Linked DNA regions of Homo sapiens: region 1 is linked to region 2. A link is a contact called in ENCODE POLR2A ChIA-PET data. All regions are on one chromosome and are shown on one strand. Each heading gives the region's core, a stretch centred on a gene start or an enhancer-like site at or near the end of the contact. The rest is flanking DNA. Distances are from core to core; before and after follow the strand shown.

Evidence for each region. ChIA-PET counts read pairs that join two places held with the same protein, here RNA polymerase II (POLR2A).
Region 1: POLR2A ChIA-PET joins it to region 2 with 17 read pairs in PC-9. The contact joins two enhancer-like sites. POLR2A ChIA-PET finds 5 or more read pairs at or near these places in 2 of 52 experiments (PC-9 and activated T-cell).

Annotation. Positions count from the first base shown.
Region 1 is chr4:168,449,804-168,456,207 of GRCh38, forward strand. It overlaps DDX60L (DExD/H-box 60 like), which reads right to left. Exons shown (of 38, transcript NM_001012967.3): 7 at 6,236-6,349; 8 at 3,321-3,479. Among named protein-coding and RNA genes, the nearest start is that of DDX60L, 27 kb to the right of the region's middle. Within about 2 kb of position 2,113, at least 4 of the 41 ENCODE cell types and tissues checked have a DNase peak (open chromatin) inside an H3K27ac peak, as active enhancers do.
Region 2 is chr4:168,814,795-168,821,137 of GRCh38, forward strand. All of the region lies in intron 10 of PALLD (palladin, cytoskeletal associated protein), which reads left to right. Among named protein-coding and RNA genes, the nearest start is that of PALLD-AS1, 170 kb to the left of the region's middle. RefSeq lists enhancers at 1,076-1,710, 1,711-2,346. Within about 2 kb of position 1,302, at least 16 of the 41 ENCODE cell types and tissues checked have a DNase peak (open chromatin) inside an H3K27ac peak, as active enhancers do.

The DNA of each region.
Region 1 (6,404 bases), core at 863-3,362, 360 kb before region 2:
ATAAAAAAAAAAAAAAAAAAGAGGTTATAAAACCCAGAAGTAGGGATTGAAACCACCATTGCAAAATTATGACTGAAACGGTGAAAGAGATCTGACTTAACTAACTCCACCTTGCTTCTAACCTCCAAGCTGTTCTTGTTTGTTCCTGGGTGTAGGCTGAACTAACTTTGGAAGGAACTTTGTTTACAGTTTATAGTTTGAAACAAAGATGATAACAGCCCTTTCTCAAAACAAACCCCCTTCATTCCTGGGGACTCGGCGGCCCATGGAGGACTAACAAATTAGTCAAAAGATTAGAAATTATGGCTTAGGAGTCATGCAGCTGGAGGCTACAAGATTCTGACCCTCCCCAGTATTGCTCCTGGGGATAAAACCACTATTGTAAAACCTAAGCCAGTACTTGAGATATTTTGCAGACCTTGCACGTGATGGATCAGCTGACATCAGCCAGCTCTATAAACTGGCTCATCTGATCTTGTGGTCCCCATCCAGGAACTGACTCAGTGCAAGAAGACAGCTTCAACGCCCTATGATTTCATCTCTGACCTGACCAATCAGCATTCTTGGCTCACTGGCTTCCCCCTACCCACCAAGTTGTCCTTAAAAACTCTGATCTCCAAATGCTCAGGGGAGACTGAATTGAATAATAATAAAACTCTGGTCTCCCTCAAAAAAAAAAAAAAAGATTACAGATGAACTAAGACCAACTCCAAGGAAAGAGTTGCCTCCACTACCTTTATTTTATACCCATCCACTCACTATTGTTGAATATTCCATAGATTTTGTACCCCATCACTCTACCAAAACAGCTCTTAATAATAATTAGCCTTGGCTAGGTACCATGGCTTATGCCTATAATCCCAACACTTTGTGAGGCTGAGGCAGGAGGATTGTTTGAGCCCAGGCATTCAAGACCAGCCTTGGCAACATGACCAGACCTTGCCTCTACAAAAAATAAAATTAGCCAGGCATGGTGGCGTATAGTCCCATCTATTAGAGAGGCTGAGGTGGGAGGATCACTTGAGCCTGGGAGGTCGAGGCTGCAGTGAGCTATGGTCATGCCACAGCACTCCAGCCTGGGCAACAGAGCAAGATCTTGTCTCAAAACAATAATAATAATGACAACAATAATAATTGGCCTTGACTTTCATGCAATTAAATTAAAGTCACTGAATTTTCTTGTCAACATCCTCATATTATCTGCAGAATTTGACACTAATAAACCATTTCCTTCTTTTTGAAATATGATTCATATGAACTCTAAGATATCATATTCTCCCAGATTTTCTACCATCTATCTTCACCACTCTTTTTCAGTGTCTTTTTCTAATTCTTAAGCTTCTACCTGACCACTAAATTCTGGAATATCTCTGGACCCTGAACCTAGATGTCCTCTCATTTTACCTAGAAAAACACATAACTGGTATGGTATTCAGAACCACTCATGGGCTGATGTGTCCCAAATTTTTATTCCCAGTCTAAAGAATACTTAAACTGCCTTTTACATATTTCCTTTGGAAGTCTCATTGCCACCACCTCAAACTCACTATTTCCCAAACTCATTGTTTTCCTCTTCAGAATGTTCTTCTTTCGGTGGCAGCATCCATACAGTTGGCCTAGCCAGAAACCTGAAAGTCATCATTGACTCTTCCTTCTCCCTTCTGCCTCATATCCTGTTCCTTAACCCTGTCAGTTTCAAAGCCTAAAGAACTCTTGTATCTTTGACTTCTATTTGTTCCTATTGCCACCAACATCTTAGCCATGTTAGCATCATCACCATGTGATCACTGGGGTGGTTTCCTCACCTCTATATTTGGATGTCTACAATGCGCTCTATGCACTTCAGCCAAAGAACTCTTAAACAAAAATGTCAATTTCAGCTTGAAATCCTTCAATCACTTCTCATTATTCTTAGGATTTCCTAAGTCCTTAACAGAGCCAACAAGTACTATATTGATTTTTCTCCTACCCCCTCCTCAGCTTCATCAGCTTTTCTCCTCTCTGGTCACACTAAACATATCTGAGCTCCTTGTGGCATTCGCAAGTGCTATGTCCTCTCTTGAAAACCTTTTGCTCTTCCCTTCCCCCACTAACTACTACTCATCCTTCAGACCATGAGTCATTTCACTTGTCTTCACTCTTCAGAGAGGTCAACCTTTCCAGACTGGGTTGTATCTCTTAATCATTCATTTCCAAAGCTTCATTAGTCCCTCCTTCATATCCATCAGCACCTTTGTAATCATTTTACTGCTTATTCAATAATGCAAATTGAAGTTCCATGGAAGAAGAAGAGATATGAGTTTGTATTTTTCTCCACTCCTTCCTTGGTGCTTATCACAGTGAATATGCACTGAATAAACATGTGTGGACCAGCTGCCTGACAGACTGGTTTTAAAATGTCTATGATAACAATTTGACAGTATCTATCAAGATCCTCAAATTTTCCATACCTTTTTGGCTTATCATCTCTTTTCCCATTTCAGAAAATCTATTCAAGGTAATTCATTACAAATTATCCCTCAAGGCCAGTAGCATTTATGATACAAAAGCTTCAAATGATCCTAATGTCCCTTTATAGAGGTATGATTAAGTAAACTACAATACAATCACTCAAACGTATTTAGTAGCCATAAAAATTATGCTAACCAGCTTGAGTGAATGGGTACCCCATTCTCCATGATGTGATTATTAGGCATTGCATGCCTGTATCAAAACATCTAATGCACTCAATAAATATGTACAACTACTATGTACTCACAAAAATTAAAAATTTTAAAAATTATGCTAACCAAAAGTGAAAATGCTTTTACAATAAAATAATATGTAGCATATATCGTATGATTGCAACCATAACAAAAACTAGGCCCTAAAATAAAAAATGAAAGAAATTAAACCAAAATATTAACCGTTAACAGTATTAATTTGAACAGTGGGTTAGGAGTACATATTATTATTTTTTCTTCAATTTTTAACTTTCCTTTAATACACTTTTATTAAAAACAGAAAAAATAAATTCATAAACACTTTTCCTGAGTTTCTCTACAAAGAGAATACAATGTCAATCAATTTTCTATGATTGATTATACAAAAACAAGATCTCATCAGAGATAAGAAGGAAAAAGAGGAGGCTCTCATGCTTCTATAAAACAGATATACTGTGGTTTTCCTCATTACACTACCAAAAATAAAAGTTGTTGAAAATAGGAACTTGATTTATCAGCTAATTAGATCTGGCATTATTCCAATATAACTCTAGTTTTAAAGGTGATCATGGTTTTCATCTCTCATGTTCAGACAAAAAATAAACAAAATATGTTTACCATTTTTAAGAAAGAATCACTGTTCCTAATCCAAGAGCATGTGATGACTCGAGAACAAGCTCTCTGAGAAAGGGGTAAGTGGAGTTGAAAAGCCACACAGAGGCAACGCAGTCTGCAGAAATCTTCCACCTCCTGCAGGGATAGGCAATTACTGTGCACCTGCGTACAATAAAGAAGATGAGAACAGTCACAATGTCACGCTGTGAAATGGCATTGAAATAGGCACTCCACGAAGATCATATCTTCAAAGTTTTACATCTACATTTGTGAGAAAGTCCCCTTCTGCATACACAAACTTGGCTGCACTGATACAGAAGTAGGTAAGAGGGAGGGAAAGCTCCAGGCTTAGTAGTTCACATAATGCATTTCTTATGATTTTCAGTGAAGCTGGACTTTAAATGAGTTGGCAGCAAAGGAAGTCCCTGACCCAGAGGTCTGAGGATTGACAGAGCCCCATGTAAAATGCTCTGTCATTTCAGAGAATGAAGAGTAATATCTACAAACCCATGGCAGGTTCAGGGTGAGAAATCCCGGATGGCAATCTATCTGTAAAACGTATTGAATGAGAAATCGGGGAAGGAAATGGTCAAGTTTCACCTCCTGTGGCAGAGACTTCAGAACTATTTTCGAATATATAAAAGGTTGTCATATGGAAGGTTAAAAAAACCTTAATCTGGGTATCTTCATAGAGCAAAATTAGGGATAACTGAAATTACAAGGAGATTGATTTGGGTTCAATATGTTCATTTTTTTAAATTAGAACCACCAAAAACATCGTGCATGGTCATTTGAAAATATTTTTCCAAAAACAATTAGGCAAATAGAGTAAAGGAGATTCAAATGAGACAGTGATCCCTAGCCATCTCTAAATCATGTGAGAAAGAAGCAAATTAAATTAATCAATATGAACTTTTGTGAGAAATCAGCTTTTATACCCAGAACCCTATGATGGGTGCTATTCACACTCCCACCCACGGCACATCTTCAGCATAACATAAAAGTGAATATATTAAGGTAATTATCATTTTTAAGCATGCTCTTAAAATTCTGACAATCATGCTGAAATAAAGTTTCTAAGTTCTTCATTTTTTACTGTTTATCTTCAAAATTTAAGTATTCAAATTCACAATTTTAGAGAAATCTACATAGCTAAGATCTACTGTACTACATACTAAATTAAAATATTGGAGTGCTCTGTCTCCTACATTAAAAAGACTATTGCACAGTAATTCAGGATCTGGGCTCTGAAAACCGTCTAACTCCAGTCAAGACACTGTATGAGTCAGTTCTCCTATATGTATAAAATTGGGATAGTAACAGTACACTTTCTCATAGGGTTTCTGGAAAAACGTGAAATATCTAGAATATCACCAATACACAGTAAGCCCTAAATGTTACCTATTATTAGCTAGTCTTCATAACATCCCAGCTCTGTAGGTTGAAAGCAGCTATTAGCACACATTAGACAATCAATATCCTTAGCTAAGGGAATTAATAAATGTGTTATCAGTCAAGAGAAAGTCAAAGATGGGAAATTCAAACTAAGGAAAGAATCAAGAAGGAAGAAGCATAAAATGCTCACTGCTCTCTCCATTCTCCATTCTCCATGGTGCTCCCGAAGAGTAAACAGCTTCCTTTTTTTTTTTTTTTTTTTTTAGCAGCTAGAAGAATGTTGTTGTCATTTGTTGGGATGGAGAAGAGTGAGGCAGAAGCAGGTTTGGGGAGTTTGGTTCCAGAAATCCTAAATTTGAGATGTCTATTACAAATCCAAGTGAAAATGTTGAGTTGGTGGTTCAGACTAGAGGTCTGAAATTCCTCTAGTTATTTCAAAGGGACATTAAAATTGCCTTCCAAGATATGTATGATCAGTGGGGGTAGATATCATGTCTATTTCTTCTCTCTCTCCAAATATATTTATTTTTGGCATATATATTACCATGCACAAAGTAAATATTTTATGAAAACATGCTGATAGATTTAAGAAATGGACAATTTTCTCCTATAGAATACTAACTTCTTGAGCCCTGTACAGTCACATTATTTCTTTCTTTTTCTTTTTCTTTTTTTTTCTATTTCTTTTATTGCTGTTTGTTTTAAGAACAGAGTTTTCAGCCTGAAACACACCAATATCTAGACTGCATACAAACTTTGTGTGTGTGTGTGTGTGTGTGTGTGTGTACTTATGCAAGCAGGGATGCATATAGTAGAGCGGAAAATCCATGTTCCTCAAAAGATTCCTAAAGGGCCCTATAAGCTGAAAACAATTATAAAAATTCAGGATCTCTATAGTCTCAGTGACACTAATAAACAATAACAGAACTGTTCTTTTAAATACACAACTTAACAGAGCAGAATCATTACAAGCTGTGGAGCCAACCATCCTAGTCAAAATCCAGGCTGCCTTTTACCATGTGATTTTAGGTAGGTTAGGGAAGTCTTGGTCTCAAAGTCTTGAATCGACAGGAGAGAGTGATAATTGCTATACTGAAAAGTTGTAAGATTACATGGTGTCAGGTAACACAAAGACCCTGAAACACAGCGTATAGTGGGGCCCCTCCTCCAATTTGTTTCTTTTCCTCTTCCTCCTCACTTTCTCTGTTTTTTAGAAGAACTGGGCCAAATAACTACTAAGTGAAACACCAGATAAAACTTGCTGTACATTGTATTTTAAGAAAAACACTAAATTACGTAACATAATATTTTCTTATGTATACAGATTCTAATTTTTCTCCCCTTTTTGGTATTTAATACACATAAATTGGTGGGGGAAGGGGCTAAATTCCTAATGAAGAAAATGGCGGTCAGAAACCAAGAGTATGTCCACAGTGGAGAACCTGATGCCACCAGTGAAGTTATACCAGTTACACCTGATGAATGACAGCTTTCTGCCTGGCGGCTGTGTTCTTTTTACTTACTAAGACACGATGGTACATTCTCAAGGATAGTGAACATGAAGTGACACAGAGAACACGCTGGATGTCCGATCCTTCTGACCATAGGTGCTGAAGCAGAAATAGAGTCTGATACGCCTATCAAAAAAGAAATTTCTTCAAATGTCAAATTATTTAGAAATATTCTTTTACT
Region 2 (6,343 bases), core at 52-2,551:
CAGTCTCGCTCTGTCACCCAGGCTGTAGTGCAGTGACGCGACCTCGGCTCACTGCAACCTCCACCTCCTGGGTTCAAGCAATTCTCCTGCCTCAGCCTCCCAAGTAGCTGGGATTACAGTTGTGTACCACCATGCCTTGCTAATTTTTGTATTTTTAGTAGAGACGGGGTTTCACCATGTTGGCCAGGCTGGTCTTGAACTCCTGACCTCAAATGATCCACCTGCCTCGGCCTCCCAAAGCGCTGGGATTATAGGCATGAGCCATTGTGCCCGGCGAATATTTTAATCTTTTAGTGACCTCTGCCATTTTTCTTTTCAAGAACAAGATGAATGAGCAAATGTAAACATTTTAAAATTAACTTGGAAGGGCTTTGACAGATTTCATTTCTCATGGACATATGCTTGTGACTGTTTCAATATTGCAGGCATACACTAGCATCATTTTCTTTTAGCAGAATTGCTTGGTGCTCCTGTAATAGAATGAAGTGTAATAGTGTGCAAACATTCACAACTTCCATGTGCTCTAAAACCTAAACAAGTTTGAACCCACAAGTCACTTTGTAAGGCACATCCAGGCTCGTTGAGATTCTAACTGGTGGAAATAGTTGAAAGTATATTTGTCACTTACACCTTGCCTATATCCAAGAAGGATTTGAGTCTTCCTCCAACAAGAATGCATCCAAGCCAGTCTAAAACTGTCCTCCATAAAATAGGGAAATACACTTTGGGAATTTCATAAGCTAAACACTATTTCCACATTGGTCACCATGGTGAACACAAATATGCAAAATCGACTGAATGGTAACAAGGCAGGGAGAGAACGTGCTTCCTATAGGATTTGATCTGCTGCTTATTCTGATCAAAGTGGAAACTATAAAGGTTGGTTGGAGCGGATAGCCCAATGCCTGCCCAGTAACAGGGCTGCAGGAATTAACACGGTGGACGAGGGAAGGTACAGACCATTTTCGGTGGCTAAATGAGAAATAATACTAAGCGATAGGATATCCTGTATGTTTAGATTACTTGCCTCTGAAAACGAGCTCCAATTCTTTTTCAGAACAAGTATTGGGAACAAACTGTGGATATTTAATCACTTAAGGGTACTTTCTTCTGGGAAAATCGCTCACTCTTAATTTTTCAGTTGAGTTAGACAAGGGCTAATTGCAAGAGGATTAAAACCTTGAAAACTGCTTTGTTCAGCTTATTGTTTCAGGTTTCCCTTTGGAGTGTGGATGATGTGTTTATTTGACATAATGAATACCACCATCCGCTTTGTTCCGGGAACCAAAAGGCTATGTGCTTGCCCAAGGAATTTCTCAGTTGTTTATATGTAAGGAAACACTGCTCTGTGTTATTGGATGGGACCATTACAGCTCTTTCTTAAATAGGGAATGCAGAGAGCCGTGCTTTCCTCACTCACATCTGAGCAGAGAAACCAGAAAATAGCCTTCAGCACTCCAAATGCCTGCTTGTTTTCAACACAAGAGAGCAAAGGGAACATTTATTGAAAATGTGTGTTCTTCGCTTAGGAACCCAGAGCTTTACTTTGTGTTATTGGCACATCTACTTAGACCTATGTTATATGTGTATGTGTGTATATATATATATATATATATATATTTTTTTTAAGTATTAGATTGGAGTGCTTGGCATGAATCATAGATTAGAGAACATTGACAACTAACCAGATAGTGAACTCTGCCTCTATCAGCCAAATCTAACTGCCAAAACACTGAGGAATAAAGTAACCACTAATTAAGCAGCCTGGAGTTTTGTTTTTGGGTTTTTTTTGGTGGTGGTTGTTTTTAATACATACCCTGCCATAGGATGAGGGCAATTGTGTGAAATACATGCTTTGCGGTGACTTCCAGTGATGCAACATAGCAGTCTTTTTAAACAGCTGAAAACTCTCTGGTCCTTTATGGTTTCCAAAAGGTACTCCTTAAATGGGCATAACTGATGGGGGATTGGCTAGTGAGCTACAGAGAAGGCTGAGTCAGAGTGACCTGTTGGAGCTAGCCCCGTGTGTGTGTGTGTGTGTGTGTGTGTGTGTGTGTGTGTGTGTGTGTGTGTGTGTGTAGAAAAGGGGGAGCCGTGGGCAAGGGGCGGGGGTGAAGGGAGGCTGCAAGCTTGGCAGAATGTTTGAACAAGACAAAGAGCAGTTCCAGCGACCAAATAAGGAAGTGAGTGCTGAAGTATTTCAGAATAGAAGTGTGTCAGGGACTCAAGGCAATTGCGGAGAGTAAAAATAGGCAAAGAAGAAAGGGCAAAGGATTTTTGTTTTACTTGTTCCACAAAATAAACAGGGAAAGAAGTATCTCTGGTCTTTCAGCTGGAGTGAGAAAAACAGATCGTATCTATCCCTTTCTGTTGGCTTTTTATAGACATGTGTCTGAAGAGATGTTTAGAAGCTCTTTCAGTGGCAATGGCAATAATAAGCATGCTTTTGTTAAAGACAGAAAAACGCAAGTTGTGCATTAGACGCACCATCACATTCCCTTTATGTGTAATGCATGAAACTTTTAGCCCAAGATGATGGAAGTTTCCAAGAACCAACAGAAATATCTGGAAACCCATTTTCAGACATGTCCTGAACACTGAATTATAACTGTATCCTTTGAGAAAAATCTTACCTCTTAACAAGCCAGTTAAATGTCCATTAGATACAGTGTCTAACTTAAATATGTTGATAGTTACTGAAAAAGATGTCAAAAGAGGCAAATTACGCAAAGAAACTGTCAGTACTTGTTTTAATCTTCTCAATACCATCTCCCCAACTCTCCAGAGTGGCCAATAATATGTCACTGATCCTATGGATAAATGCTGCTCTTATTTTGATACTTTTTTTGCAGTACGGGTGGAAGAGAACAAAGATTTGGAAGGAGAATTTCAGATACTCCTAAACATAATTTGAAACAACCTTTTTTTGTCCTACAAAACCAACATTGAGAAATTATTTCTATTAACCAAGAAATCAATTTACTTATGTCTGCAACTAGGAATAAATAGAAGACATTCATCCTGGGTAAGACTTTTGAAAGCCCTCAATAACTAAATTGTTGGCAACTCTAGGATTGGCAATTGAACAAATCTATCCTTCTGTTCTCATGCAAAATACAAAATTGGACAGCCCACACTTGAATCAGAAACTACCAGAACCTGCCCAGAAGAGTTTGGGTAGAGAGCTAAACTGGAGTGCAAAATAGGGAACACACAAAGATTGACCACGGCATGTAGATGATCTTACAATGTAGTGTATTCTGGCTCCAAAAATAACCTGCCCCCCACTTAAACTGAAATATAAACTCTATTGAATAAGCTACCTTGATCATGCTTCAAGAAAATGTTAGGCTTATGACAAAATGTTTATTATCACAAACAAAGAAAAAATTAAAATGAGACACAGTGTTATGCCCACGAATAGTCATTTTAATGACCAAGCTCCATCCTACCAATGCTTCACTAGTTGACTTTTTTTTTTTTAAGCAATTTAACAATAGATGTCAAGAGCAGGGAAAAAAGGCTGGGTGTGCTGGCTCACGCCTGTAATCCCAGCACTTTGGGAGGCTGAGGCAGGAGGATCACTTGAGCCCAGGAGTTGGAGACCAGGCTGGGCAATATAATGGGACTCCATCTCTACAAAAAAATATTTCGAAAAAGCCAGACGTGGCGGTGCACACCTGTAGTCTTATCTGCTTGAGAGGATGGCTTGGGCCCAGGAGGTCAAGACTGTGTGAGCCATGATTATACCATGTACTCCAGCCTGGACAACAGAGTGAGACCCTGTCTCAAATAAATAAATAAATAGTGGTAAAAAGAGTATTTGACTTCAAAATCATACTTCTCAGTATTTGCCCTGAGGAAGTAACTCAAAATGGGAAAAGAAATGTATAAGCCTGAAGATGTTTAGTATAGCATATTTTTTATAATTTCAAAACAAAAAATTTAGAAGTCAAATACACAGAATATTCTCTTATCTCAACAATGCAATATTATGCAGCAATTAAAACTGGTAATGATTAAGCCTATGAAGGCAAAAAATGTTTATGATAAATGATACAATAATGACGAAAAGTTACCTTGTAAAATTACACACTATCTGTATAGCTATGTTTTGAGGACTAGAAAAGAACATGGTGAAATAGTGCTAGTGTGTTATACATACATAGAGGTAGATTTTTTGTCATCTTTATTTTGTGTTTTTCAATAATAAATGCCTTTCAAAAAAAGATGATGATGAACAAGCTTACAGGCAAGAGGCAGGATTCCAGAGTCAGAAAGAACTGAGGCTTCAGAGTTTACCTATCCAGCAAATATAAGTCACAAAGTTTTGTGTAGCTAGTTAGTGATGTTGTAATAGACTTTGCCATTTACAGAACTGTTTTACTTACTGATTTGACTTGTCAATTATTTAAAAATAGCAAAGCTAGCAAAAATAGCAAAATGTCAATTATTTAAAAATAGCAAGTGTAATTCTTTTGTGAGAAAAACAATCACCCACAAAAATGTAACTGCAGAGGCTCCGAGACCATTTGTGTGTGTGTGTGTGTGTGTGTGTGTGTGTGTGTGATTCCTCCGGTATAGCTGTGAATAATGTGAGGTAACCAGAGACTGGCAGAGTCAGCCCAGGATTAAACACCGTCATCAGCAGCACCCCAGTTTAAAGAGAAGATTCAGAGCACCTGCATCAGGATCTCCTTCTAAAGCCCTGAATGGCAATTGGGAGCCAATCCTGACATTGAGATCACATAATAAACTGTTCTCACAAAGAGCAGTTCATTTAATCTTTCCATGCTTTTGTTTTGGTGACCCCGCTACTGCTGGGAGTAATTATAAAGAACTCCAAATGATTAGAAAGCATTTTGCATAAATCAGCTTGTTTGAATTATTGCATTTCCAGGGAAAATTAATTGCGACTTAGAACAATGCAGAAATTATTTACACACCCAGGTGTCAAAAAGCAGAGGAGAAGCAAAGAAGTAAATATATATTTATAGAATTTCCTGTGATGGCTTATAATAACTATTGAGTAATCATAGAATGTTAAATGTAATCTCATCCAACCCTCTATAGTGGAGATTTGAAAATGGAGACACAGGACTCGAAGTGAATCGTGCAGGGTCTCATAAAGAGTTAATGCCAGAGCCAACTCCTTTGTTGAAAATAGTAGTTAAATCCTTAATGGCTGTTCTCTAGAGCTCTACTTGCTGCCTTTGCCTTCTTGCCCCTCTCCTGTGGCGAACTTAAACAGTACTTCCATCAGTCTTACTTCGAAAGACTTAAGAGTTTGAAGGAGCTCTAGACAATTTATAGTCTTGTCTTAGGCAAGGTGATTCTGCTTCATCTAGTTACTTATTTAGAATGTTAACTCCTTAGTGGCAGAAGTCATGTTTCTCAGTAATAACTAAACTTATTGGCAGCAATGCCATGTGCGCCGTGCCAAATGCTTTCCAAAGTCTCGTTGAATCCTTGCAGCAATTAATCAGGTGTGCAGTGCTATTATTCTCATTTTACTAGAGGAGGAAACTGAGGCACAGAGAGGTTAAATAACTTCCCCAAAGCCTTACACCTAGCAATGGAATATTACGCAGCAATTAAAACTAGTAACAATTAAGCCTATGAAGGCAAGAATGTTTATGATAAATGATAAAATAATAGTTACCTTGTGAAACTGCAAGCTATTTGTATAGCTATGCTTTGAGGACTAGAAAAGAACATGGAGAAATAGTGCCAGTTATGCGTATGGATACATATGCATCACAAGTGCGTATGTTGAGATTTAGACAAAGTATCAGCCTTGGGATTTACACCCAAAGCATGAGCTCTTAAGCATGAACTTGCATTACTTCAGTAGGTGTTCAGTGAAAGTTTTTGAAAATACACCTAAAGTATCCCAAGCAGATGACAATTCTCTTGACTATGACCAAAGGTATGAGGAAGAACTTCTACTTTGAGTAAATAAAATGATGGGCTTCCAGAAGCCAGGTATCCAGGTGATAATTTTTCTATTTGAATATGAGAATGATAGTTACACAGATAACTCCAAAAATTACCTGCATCAGTGAAAATTTGGAGGACAGACATATATAAATTTTGCAATGTTGTATGTCATACCAGTGAAGGAATCTAATGATACTATTATTTATTAAGTGAGGATCGCAATAAGAGTTATTGAGTAATCAATGTCTCTGTATTTCTTTGGGTTATGATTCCTGTCACATCAGTATGGAAAAAGATTTAGCAAGTCGCATGCTTTGCTTGTCCACAACATCCAAGCTCCAAATGTCGCAGACATAAAGATATGCCCAGAGTAATCTACTCTGTAACTCACAGTGAGGGTATT